Linked DNA regions of Homo sapiens: region 2 is linked to region 1. The links are chromatin contacts, found by Hi-C in ENCODE. All regions are on one chromosome and are shown on one strand. The core of a region is the stretch at or near the end of the contact, and the rest is flanking DNA. Distances in the headings are between cores, read along the strand shown.

Evidence for each region. A loop is a pair of places that touch in the nucleus more often than their neighbours do. Pooled maps may share reads with other maps.
Region 2: a loop to region 1 is called in a pooled map, with 3 times the contacts of the local background. The contact joins the promoter of SEMA4B here to the promoter of UNC45A in region 1. A Hi-C loop is called at or near these places in 1 of 168 maps with a recorded cell type or tissue (B cell), 2 of 37 single-sample maps with no recorded cell type and 2 of 50 pooled maps.

What each region holds. Positions count from the first base shown.
Region 1 is chr15:90,934,002-90,939,372 of GRCh38, forward strand. It overlaps UNC45A (unc-45 myosin chaperone A), which reads left to right and starts at 1,284. Exons shown (of 20, transcript NM_018671.5): 1 at 1,284-1,374; 2 at 1,543-1,704; 3 at 1,945-1,981; 4 at 2,284-2,459. The coding sequence starts at 1,324. RefSeq lists an enhancer at 370-469 and a silencer at 1,100-1,499.
Region 2 is chr15:90,199,430-90,204,794 of GRCh38, forward strand. It overlaps SEMA4B (semaphorin 4B), which reads left to right and starts at 1,901. Exons shown (of 14, transcript NM_198925.4): 1 at 1,901-2,306. The coding sequence starts at 2,150. RefSeq lists an enhancer at 1,449-2,420 and a silencer at 1,593-2,352.

The DNA.
Region 1 (5,371 bases), core at 34-2,533:
GGGTTCCCAGGACCAGGACAGAGGTGGTAGTGAACTCTCATGGGCATCCAGAGAAGGTCAGGCCCCTTGCTGACAGGCCTATCTGTGGGGCTACTGCTGCTCTTCAGCTGGGTGACCCTTGTCCAGCCAACCTCTCTCTCAGGTACAGCACTTACCCCTGTGGCCCACCTGCCTCTGGTGCTATGGGCTATTCCTGGGAACTGGAACTGATGGGGATGGGTGGAAGGGCATCTTTTCTTCTGGTAGGGGCTGATCTCTTTTACTCTCCAGTAGGGGTGGAGTGAGCTGTGGAAAGGCCCCTCCTGCTTGTCTCTAGCACCCCCACCTCTCTCTTCAGCTCTGGTCCACCACCCTCACTTGTGCCAGACCACCCGGGATGTCCATGGCCGTCACTACCCTGGTTTCTTTTGCCCTCGTCTGTCTGATTCTCCAGAGGAAGCCTACTGCTGCCACCTGCAGGCTGCAGGGGGCTCCTGCTGCACCCGGGCTGAATTTGAGGCCCTGTACCAAGTCAATCTGTCCGCTCTTCCGCCCCCGCCCATCCTCAGGTGAGATCTCCAACCCCAGAGCCACTGGAACATCGACAGGGTGTTCCAGTATCTGGGGCTCTGTTCCTAAATTATGGGGTGGTAGGCTTGTAACTTACAGACTAGTGAAGGGACAGACCGCAACAGAAAATCATGTAGATCATGATTACAATTACAAAGGAGAAGTTCAGGGGGCTGTGCAAGCTGGTAATGGGGAGCCATCCTGAATCTGCCCATGGGTGGCTCTAGGATGAGCTCCTAAATTCGTATGCAAATGTGTGTATGTAAGACGACACTTATTTGGGGAGGGAGTCCTGAGCTTTCTCCGGACTCCCAGGGATTCTGTACCCCCCACAGAGCGCAGCAGCGAGAGCGCGGTCGGGGCCGGGATCCAGATACTTTTTCTCTCCCGCAGGGGCCCAGGCCCGCTCCTAGTGCTGGGCCTCTACAACCTACTGGTTGTGACCCTGATGACCGTAGACCTCGTGCACTTCTGCTGCGGTCGGGGCCGGAGTCTGGGCTGGAGCCACCGCAGGCCTCCCTCTGGGTCCTCCGCCGCGAGCTCCCTGCAGGTCTCTGCGGGGACAGCTTAGGTGCGCCCGGAGCTTGCCTGCACCTGCGATCCAGAGCCAAGCGCCCCGCCCCTGCCCGGGCGCGCTCCCTCCTTAGCCCTGCCCCTCTCTGACCCCACCTCCGACGCAAGAGTGGGGCGGGGCAGCTGCCGGTGGCGTCCCGAACCCAGACTCGCCCCGCCCCAGAGACTGCGCCTGCGCGGGCACGAGACAACCTCTCCGCGATGACTGTGAGTGGTCCAGGGACCCCCGAGCCCCGGCCGGCCACCCCCGGGGTGCGTACCCAACCCCCGCGCCATCACCCCTTCGCACCCGCCCTGACCATCCCTGGCCTCCTTCTCCCCATCCATGAGGCTCGCCCCGATCCCTCCTCTCCTCTCCCCTTAGCTCCCGGGCTCTGCCCCGAACCCCCTCCGACGTTTCCGCCCCCTTTCTCTCTACAGGCCAGCTCAGTGGAGCAGCTGCGGAAGGAGGGCAATGAGCTGTTCAAATGTGGAGACTACGGGGGCGCCCTGGCGGCCTACACTCAGGCCCTGGGTCTGGACGCGACGCCCCAGGACCAGGCCGTTCTGCACCGGAACCGGGCCGCCTGCCACCTCAAGCTGGTGAGGGAGCCTGGCGCTCTTCCCCTCGCCCGCCCGGGCCCCGGTTCGCCCATCTAAGCTGATGCTTGGGCCCCAGCTGGACATTCACGCTCCCAGGCCATCCCCGCTTGCCAGATGTTTTTTGCACCTCAGGGTGGTGGGGGATCGGGTGACCTTGGAGAGCGAGAGTACCCCTGCTGCCTGGTTAGTGCCCCGAGAGGGAGATGACCATTCCTTCAGGCTCCTGTCTTTCTCTTACAGGAAGATTACGACAAAGCAGAAACAGAGGCATCCAAAGGTAGGGGAATGGTGGGCCCTGGTGTGGAGCTGTAGGGCTTCTGTGGTGGGCAAGGACTCTGGGACCGCTGCACCGTCACATTCTCCTCCTTTGGCCCCAGAGACACATCTGCCTTCTTTCTTTCCCACTGCCTCGGGCCTTTCCTTTTCTGCAGCTACCCTCACCTTTTCTGAGGCTGAAGCACCGAGCCCCACATTCGTCCCCCCCACCTTCTTCTGGCCTTTCCTCGAGATCTTTCCCTACTGCTCTTGCCTGGAGACAGTGGCCTCATGGGTGCTGACAGCGCTCCTGTTTGTGCTCAGCCATTGAAAAGGATGGTGGGGATGTCAAAGCACTCTACCGGCGGAGCCAAGCCCTAGAGAAGCTGGGCCGCCTGGACCAGGCTGTCCTTGACCTGCAGAGATGTGTGAGCTTGGAGCCCAAGAACAAAGTTTTCCAGGAGGCCTTGCGGAACATCGGGGGCCAGATTCAGGAGAAGGTATGTGAGTGACCCAGAGAGGTGGAAGCATTGACTGGTGGTGAAGGGGTCTGGGCCAGGGGTGTAGACACAGTTCTCCAGACGAGATCCCGGTGGCAAGTGAACCTTGCCTGTGGCCAGGGAAAAGCAAATTAAGATGACAGCACATTACTGTTGATTTGGAGGTCTGTCTGGCAGATATTTAAAAGTTTGTACACTTTTCGAGAAGGAGAGAGGCAGACACATCAGTGGTGAGGCTGGGGGCCAAGGGCTCTCTGATGACTGCTGGAGGGGTATAAATTGGTACAGCTCTTTTCGAGAGTACTTTAGCATATCTATTCAATTTCAAATGAGCGTATCTTGTGATCCCATATGTTTACTTCTTGCTGTTTCTCTCAGAGAAACCTTGTCCACGTGCACAAGTAGACATGTGTATGTTTATTTCAGCCTTTTTTGTAGTAAGAAAAACTTGGAACTTGCCTGAATGCCCAGCCATAGAGGAATGGCTGAATAAATGGGTAATGTCCTTACTACAGACTCTTATATAGTTACTGAGAATAGGTAGATACACACATATTGAAATGGGAAGCTCTGGGACACTTGTTGAATGAACAAAGCAAAATAGGCAGGGCATGGTGGTTCATGCCTGTAATCCCAGTGCTTTTGGAGGCCAAGATGGGATGATCACTGGAGGCCAGGAGTTTGAGACCAGCCTGGGCAACATAGTGAGACCCTGTTGCTACCAAAACCTAAAAAGTTAGCTGGGTGTGGTGGCACACCCTTGTAGTCCCAGCTACCTGTGAGGCTGAGGCAGGAGAGTCCTTTGAGCCCTGGATTTTGCAGTTACAGTGAGCTATGATCGTGCCACTGCACTCCAGCCTGGCTGACAGAGTGAGGCCCTGTCTCTTTCAAAAAAGAAAAGAAGAAGAAAAATATACAATAACACATATAGTATAATATCATTTATGTTAATGATCCCCTACATAGCAAAACAATGCTATATTTTTTCTGTGGGTACACTTGGGTATGTAAATACAAAGGAAAATAATTGTTTTTTTTTTTTTTGAGACGGAGTCTTGCTCTGTCGCCCACACTGGAGTGCAGTGGTGCGAACTTGGCTCACTGCAACCTCTGCCTCCCAGGTTCAAGTGAGTCTCCTGCCTCAGTCCCCCAGGTAGCTGGGACTACAGGGGCCTGCCACCACGCCCGGCTAATTTTTTGTATTTTTAGTAGAGATGCGGTTTCACTGTGTTGGCCAGGATGGTCTGGAGCTCCTGACCTTGTGATCTGCCTGCCTCGGCCTCCCAAAGTGCTGGGATTACATGTGTGAGCCACTGCACCCAGCCGAAAATATTTTATTTTTTAAATTTATTTTTATTTTTATTTATTTATGTATTTTGAGACGGGGTCTCACTCTGTCACCCATGCTGGAGTACAACCTCTTCCTCCCGGGCTCAAGCAGTCCTCCCACTTCAGCCTCCCAAGTAGCTGGGACAAATGCATGTCACCACGCTCGCCTAATTTTTATATTTTTTGTAGAGACAGGGTTTTACTGTGTTGCCCAGGTGGCTGGTCTTGAACTCCTAGGCTCAAGGGATCTACTCACCTCAGCCTCCCAACTGGCTGGGATAACAGGCGTGAGCCATGGCACTGGGCCAAATATGCATTTTTGTTTCTTTATTTTTTCAGGAAAATATTTTAAAAGATATACATCAAAATGATAACACGGTGACCCCTGGGGAAAGGAATGGGATTGAGAGGGCTTTCCAAAGGAGACTGCATCACCTGTTCATATTTTTTTAATAAAGAGAAATTGTGTAAAATACGTATATTTTTAAATTAGGAGAAAAGAATCTAAAGACCATTATGAGCTACAACCAAGCTCAAATTCGCCAGATAATTTGACGTTAAAATGCTGACACAGTGGAAGCAGATAACATGATGGCAGACACCTCACTGAAATGTTGAAGCCTGGGAAAGCAAATAGGTTTCCTCTCTCAATGCCAACTCTGATTGGCAGTGGCTGCCCAGAGTCCTATGTTGAGAAGAATTAGGAAGCAGATTGCCTGAGCCAAGCAGGGGAACGTGCCATGACTGGTTAGTCATGGCTGCCATGGATGCAAGAGAGGAAGGCGGGTGGTCCACATGCTAGGCTTGTGCCACCATCTATGCCCAGGACTCTGGGGGGTGGGGGAGTAGGCCTAGGATGATCTTCCCCATTCAGATTATTTATTTATTTATTTATTTGTTTGTTTTGAGACAGTCTTATCCTGTCACCCAGGCTGGAGTGCAGTGGATCTCTGCTGACTGCAACCTCCACCTCCCAGATTCAAGCGATTCTCCTGCTTCAGCCTCCCGAGTAGCTGGGATTACAGGCACCCGCCACCACACCTGGCTAATTTTTATATTTTTAGTAGAGACGGGGTTTCACCATGTTGGCCAGGCTGGTCTCAAACTCCTGACCTCAGGTGATCTGCCCACCTCGGCCTCCCAAAGTGTTGGGATTACAGGCGTGAGCCACCGTGCCTGGCTTCAGATTTTATTTATTTATTTTTTTGAGACAGAGTTTCACAGTTATTGCCCAGGTTAGAGTGCAGTGGCGTGATCTCGGCTCACTGCAACTTCCGCATCTTGGGTTCAAGTGATTCTCCTGCCTCAGCCTCCCGAGTAGCTGGGATTACCGGCATCTGCCACCACGCCCGGCTAATTTTTTGTATTTTTAGTAGAGATGGGGTTTCACCTTGTTGGCCAGGCTAGTCTTGAACTCCTGACCTCAGGTGATCCACCTGCCTTGGCCTCCTAAAGTTTTGGGATTACAGGCGGGAGCCACTGCGCCCAGCTCAGATTATTTTTAAAACAGTGAAAAGAGAATTCTGGAGCTAAAGGAAGTGTTAGCAACTACCTCACGATCTGCCAGCTCCCTGGCAGGAGGT
Region 2 (5,365 bases), core at 651-3,150, 730 kb before region 1:
GGGGAAGGCTGTAGGTGGAGCACATTTTTGAGAAGGGGGAGAGATCAGGAGCTTAGTTTGGGACATGTTGGGCTCGAGATGGTTTTCAGACAGCCAAGTAGAAATATTGAGGCCGGGTCAGGTGTGGTGGCTCACGCCTGAAATCCCAGCACTTTGGGAGGCCAAGGCAGGTGGATCACGAGGTCAGGAGTTCAAGACCAGCCTGGCCAACATTGTGAAACCCTGTCTCTATTAAAAATACAAAAAATTAGCGGGGTGTGGTGGCATAAACCTGTAATCTCAGCTACTCGGGAGGCTGAGGCAGGAGAATCACTTGAACCCAGAAGGCAGAGGTTGCAGTGAGTGGAGATTGCACCATTGCACTCCAGCCTGGGCAAAAGAGCAAGACTCTGTCTCAAAAAAAAAAAAGTTGAGGCCTTTTGGAGTTAAGGGCTGAGCAGGGCTGGACTAGGCGGCAGATAGGGGTTTGGGTATCACTGGCTGTAGGTGGATTGAACCCATTTAGAGTAAGCATCCAAACCTGGGCAATAGTAGCACTGTGGGTGCTTGGTGCTGTCCATATCCCATGTGGAATTCTGTGTCCAGTTCTGGGAGCCCCTTTAAAAGGGATGCTGCTAGCCTGCACCATGTCCACAGAAGGTGATGGAGGTACAGAAATCATGCAGCATGAGGAAACTTAGCTGTAAGAAAGGAGACCTGGGACCATGTGGGTGCTGTGCCCACCCTCTTGACAGCATCCCTGTTGTGGGAGCAGATGTGGCAGACCCTGAAAGTCGGGAGGAGAGGAAAAGAGGTGCTCTGAGGAGGCTGATTTTGGCTGGGGGTGAAGAGGAGCTTTCCTGCAATTGCAGCAAATTTATGGAGCGATGGTCTCTACTGCCATGGAAATAACTAGCAGAGGCTTTCACTCTTTTGGACTCTTAACTACAGGAGGAACTACTACATTTTTCTGTAATCCTGTGCACACTTAGGAAAAGTTGAAGTAGCTTTCCCAAAATTACTTATCCTTTGAGATTATTGCTTAGATAGTTTCTATGTTTTGTTTGTTTCTTAATGCTGTTGGGATCCACTAAATTGATTTCAGAATCTGCTAATGGTCCAGGCTGCAGTTGGAAACCCCTGGTCTCAGCAGAGCTGAACTCCACCCGTGGAGATGTTAGGAGCCAGGAGGATTAGGGGTGGGTGCCTCTGGGCTTCCACTCCAGTCTTAGGGGTTCCCTTCCCCTGCCGGGTCACGTGCAGGTTGTGAAGGTTTTACCTCCTCAGCAGTACATTAAATCCTATTATCCCACTTAAGCTAATCTTGCCCTTCCCCCACCCGAGGGCTTCGCGTGGACAGAATATTAAGCGGACAAGCCCGCAGGGTGCCTAGACTAAGTGCTGAGCTTGTAGTGAATGCCCAGCCATGACTTGCAGTGGATTGACCTGTGCAAAAATTGGACTCTCAAGCTGCTAGCCCCAGTGTCAGCACGAGCTCGGCCGAGTTCATTTGGTCGCAGGAACAAGGGGGTCGCCAGGAGCAAGAGCGGAGGGGGCGCCTAAAGGGAGGAGACCAAGGCCTAATCACCATCCGCCCCCTAACTCCCTAGGCGCATAGCGGGGACGCAGCGTGTCCCCAAACCAACGCCACTAGCAGAGGGTCCCAGAGGAGCCGGAAGGGGCCAGGGCCTGGGCGGCGGTGGGAGGGTCTGAGCAGTGGGGGCGGGGAGCTGGGGGTCGGCTTTCGTCCGCGTCCCAGCGCTCCGGCGGCCGCCGGGGCTACTGATCCCGGGCTTGGCCCCTGCGGCAGCGCCCCGAGCTGCCGCCCCTCGCGCTGCCAGCGCCCGGGAAGGAGGAAGGGGGAAGGGGGCGGGCCGGCCGGGCTCACGGCCGACTTCCTCCTTCAGCCCCGCCCTCCGCCGCTTGCGGGTGAGCTCTGCCCAAGCCGAGGCTGCGGGGCCGGCGCCGGCGGGAGGACTGCGGTGCCCCGCGGAGGGGCTGAGTTTGCCAGGGCCCACTTGACCCTGTTTCCCACCTCCCGCCCCCCAGGTCCGGAGGCGGGGGCCCCCGGGGCGACTCGGGGGCGGACCGCGGGGCGGAGCTGCCGCCCGTGAGTCCGGCCGAGCCACCTGAGCCCGAGCCGCGGGACACCGTCGCTCCTGCTCTCCGAATGCTGCGCACCGCGATGGGCCTGAGGAGCTGGCTCGCCGCCCCATGGGGCGCGCTGCCGCCTCGGCCACCGCTGCTGCTGCTCCTGCTGCTGCTGCTCCTGCTGCAGCCGCCGCCTCCGACCTGGGCGCTCAGCCCCCGGATCAGCCTGCCTCTGGGTGAGTGCCGGGGACCCGGGGACGCGGGCCGGGGGAAGGAAGGCTGCCGGGGACGTGCCTCGTGCGGAGGTGGCCGTGACAAAGGACCAAGGAGGGGACCTGTCGGAGGCACGGGATCCATTAGGACCCCTTCTTTTTTCAAGGCGCTGCGCGGAGGGAGGGAGAGGAGAGGGGAGCTGTGGGGCCGCTGGCCCCTTTCTTCAGTTTTCTTTCTGCGTAGGGATGGGGTCTAGCCCGCTCTGTCGTCCCCCCTAGTTCCCTTAGGAGGATGCACTTTCGGCGGGGTCCGCCTGCCCATCTACTTGTCTTTGATGCTGACCAGAGCCGACCGCGGTGCCGCCCCCGAGGGCGGCTCGGGGTAGAGGGAGGCCACTGCTTGCAGTCCTATAAACACTGGGGTTCTGGTATTCCCAGCAAGTCGCAGCAGGGCCGGGAGCTGTGGTGGGCGGGCAGGCGCCCGATCCTCCCTCTCCGCCCCTCCATCCCTGGCTTGCCAGTGCAGCCCCAAGCCCCAGCATGGAGAGACCTCCAGGCCCTGGGAGCGACCAGACTGCGGATGGGGGCAGCTCTGGGCGCTGACATTCCCAAGTCCTGGGAGCGAACAGACTGCGGATGGGGGCAGCTCTGGGCGCTGACATTCCCAAGTCCTGGGCGCGACCCCTCCTCAGAGTGACCTGGGAGTAGCATCCTGGTTGGCTGGGTTCCTTTCCTGGTCCTCACATCTGCTTCTGTGGCCACCTCCTGTTTCAGCCCTCCGCCCTTCCCTCTCCTTTTCCCTTCCATCCGGTTGCTTCTCCAGCTCTTCTTGGGGCACTTGGGCTTTAGATTCAGAGGGTCCTGGATCCCAAGCCCATTTCTTCCACTGGGCAAGTAAGTGCCTTCTGCTCCCAGTGCCCCACCTTTCTCATCTGCAAAATAGGCAGTCGTAGGTGCCTTGCAAGGTGTGTTACTCGGGTATGAAGTTTATAAGTGCCCAACAGATGTATCCGCAAGCCCTTTAACTTGTTGGTTGTCATATTGTATGACTTGGAATAAAGCATGTATGAATTAGAGGTTACAGACTGAAACTGTCCCAGACTTCCATCTCCTCACAGCATCCCCACCTCTAAAAGCATCCTGTTTACAAAGGGAAATAGTAGAATCAGCACTTAAATTAAGGCAGGGCCCTAGCGGCTTCAAGTAACCCTACCTGAACCCCTGTCTGAAATACTGCAGATGACCTGGGTTCAAATGCTACCTCAGCCACTTAGTAACCATGTGACCTTGAGCAGGCTACTTAAAGTTTCTGGGTCTTGATTTCTTCATCTGTAAAACAGGTATAATAACAGAACCTACCTCAAGGTAGTGAGGATTAAATCAGCTCGTGTTTGAAAAGTCGTTAGGACAGGGCCTGGTACGGGAACCGCTGAATGAGTGTTACTCAGCTCAGAGTTTACTTCTGTACATCTTGCCCAGATCTGGGGTGATTCTGCCTGGGGTTAGGACAGGGTTGGGGTGTTAGTTTGACTGTAGCCCCTTGGGTGCTTCAGCTTGTGAAGTCAGGATGAACAGGTGTAACCAGCCCCAGGCCTGCTGTCTTGCTACTTCTGTTGTGGCCACAACTCCCTTTGCCCTCAGACCCTCTCATTTTTGGGAGAAGGCAGGGTGAGATGGGGGCAGATGCTCCAATGGACTCCACTTATGGCCTTGGGAAAGCTGGGCCAGCTCATGGGACCATGTCAAAAGACGGTAGGTTTCATGTCCAACTCTGGAACTGGATGGGACAATCACAGGGTAGCTAGAAGGCAAAACTGGAGAGCAGCGAGGGGAATCGAGGGGACCTGCTTCCCGAGGAGCAGCTAGAATACTTGGTTATTATTACCAATGCAGCTGCAGGACCTGGTCCACTTCTACAAGCCCGTGACTGTTCCCAGGCTTCTGTCACGCACCAGCATTCACCTGTCAGGGCTGCCGTAGGTGGGCTTGCATTTTGTGCATTGTACCAAGGTGCCCAGCTGAGGGTTGAGAGGACCTGAAATGCAGTCCACACTCAGCTCTCCAACCTAAGAGTCCTGGAGCAAAAGACCCCTTCTGCTATGTTCTTGGGGCTAGGTCTGCCCGGAGTGGCCCATTTTTCCAGTCCCACCAAAGCCCTGGAATAGTGTAGTGGCACCTAGCTACCTGAACTTGTGAGCACGTATCTATAGTCGACTGAGTTGCCACTATACCCTGGAGTGCCCCCTCTCTGGGCTTCCTCCTGGCCCTCATACCCACCTCCTACTCTTACCTACGTGCAGGTCCTAGGGCTGGCTGGGAGTCCGAGAGGGGAATGCCCTGGTAACTGAACAGGCTCACCCTTGAGTGTGGCCTAAGGCGGTTTCCTGCCTCATCCCAGGGGGCTCATTAGATGTTCCTGGCAGTGTGCCCATCCTGGGCAGGCTCGTGGTGACCATGGGACGCCGGGCCCAGGGCCCTAGTGCCCTCCCTTGCATGCATCTTAGGAGAAAGAGTCATGGAACTGGATATTACACACCCCTCTTTCCTCCTGCCACTCACTCCTCTACTGAATTCCCACCCATGCCCCGTAAGGACCCAGATGCCTAGGGACAGTGGGGCTATGTCTGTGGTTTAAAACAAAATCCCTTGAAGTGGAGCGTCCAGCTTGCCCTGCATCTGGGGTCCTTCATAGGGAACCCTAATTATTGTTGATGAACAGCACATTCCTGGGGTGCTTAAGATGCAGGGAGCCGATTTGTGGCCTCGCCCAGTGGCCAGTAGGGAGAGGAGGATGAGGGGACAGCCACTGGGGGCTCCACAGTCAGCTGGAAATCTCTGAAAGGAACACTTCAAAGAAGTGTGTGGAATTTGGGTTCTCTTGCGTTGGAACTACCATGCAGAGCTCCAGGACCAAAGCCTCGGTCAGGAGCAGGAGTGGTGCTGAGTAGAAACAATGGCGCCCAGTGCTTCCCAGCCTGGCCACGTGGGGAGAAACAAAACACGCCTCCTCTCATGGCCCTCCAAAGTCTTTTTGGGCCACCTTATTTGGACACTTAATGGGAGTTATTATTATTGTTATTTTG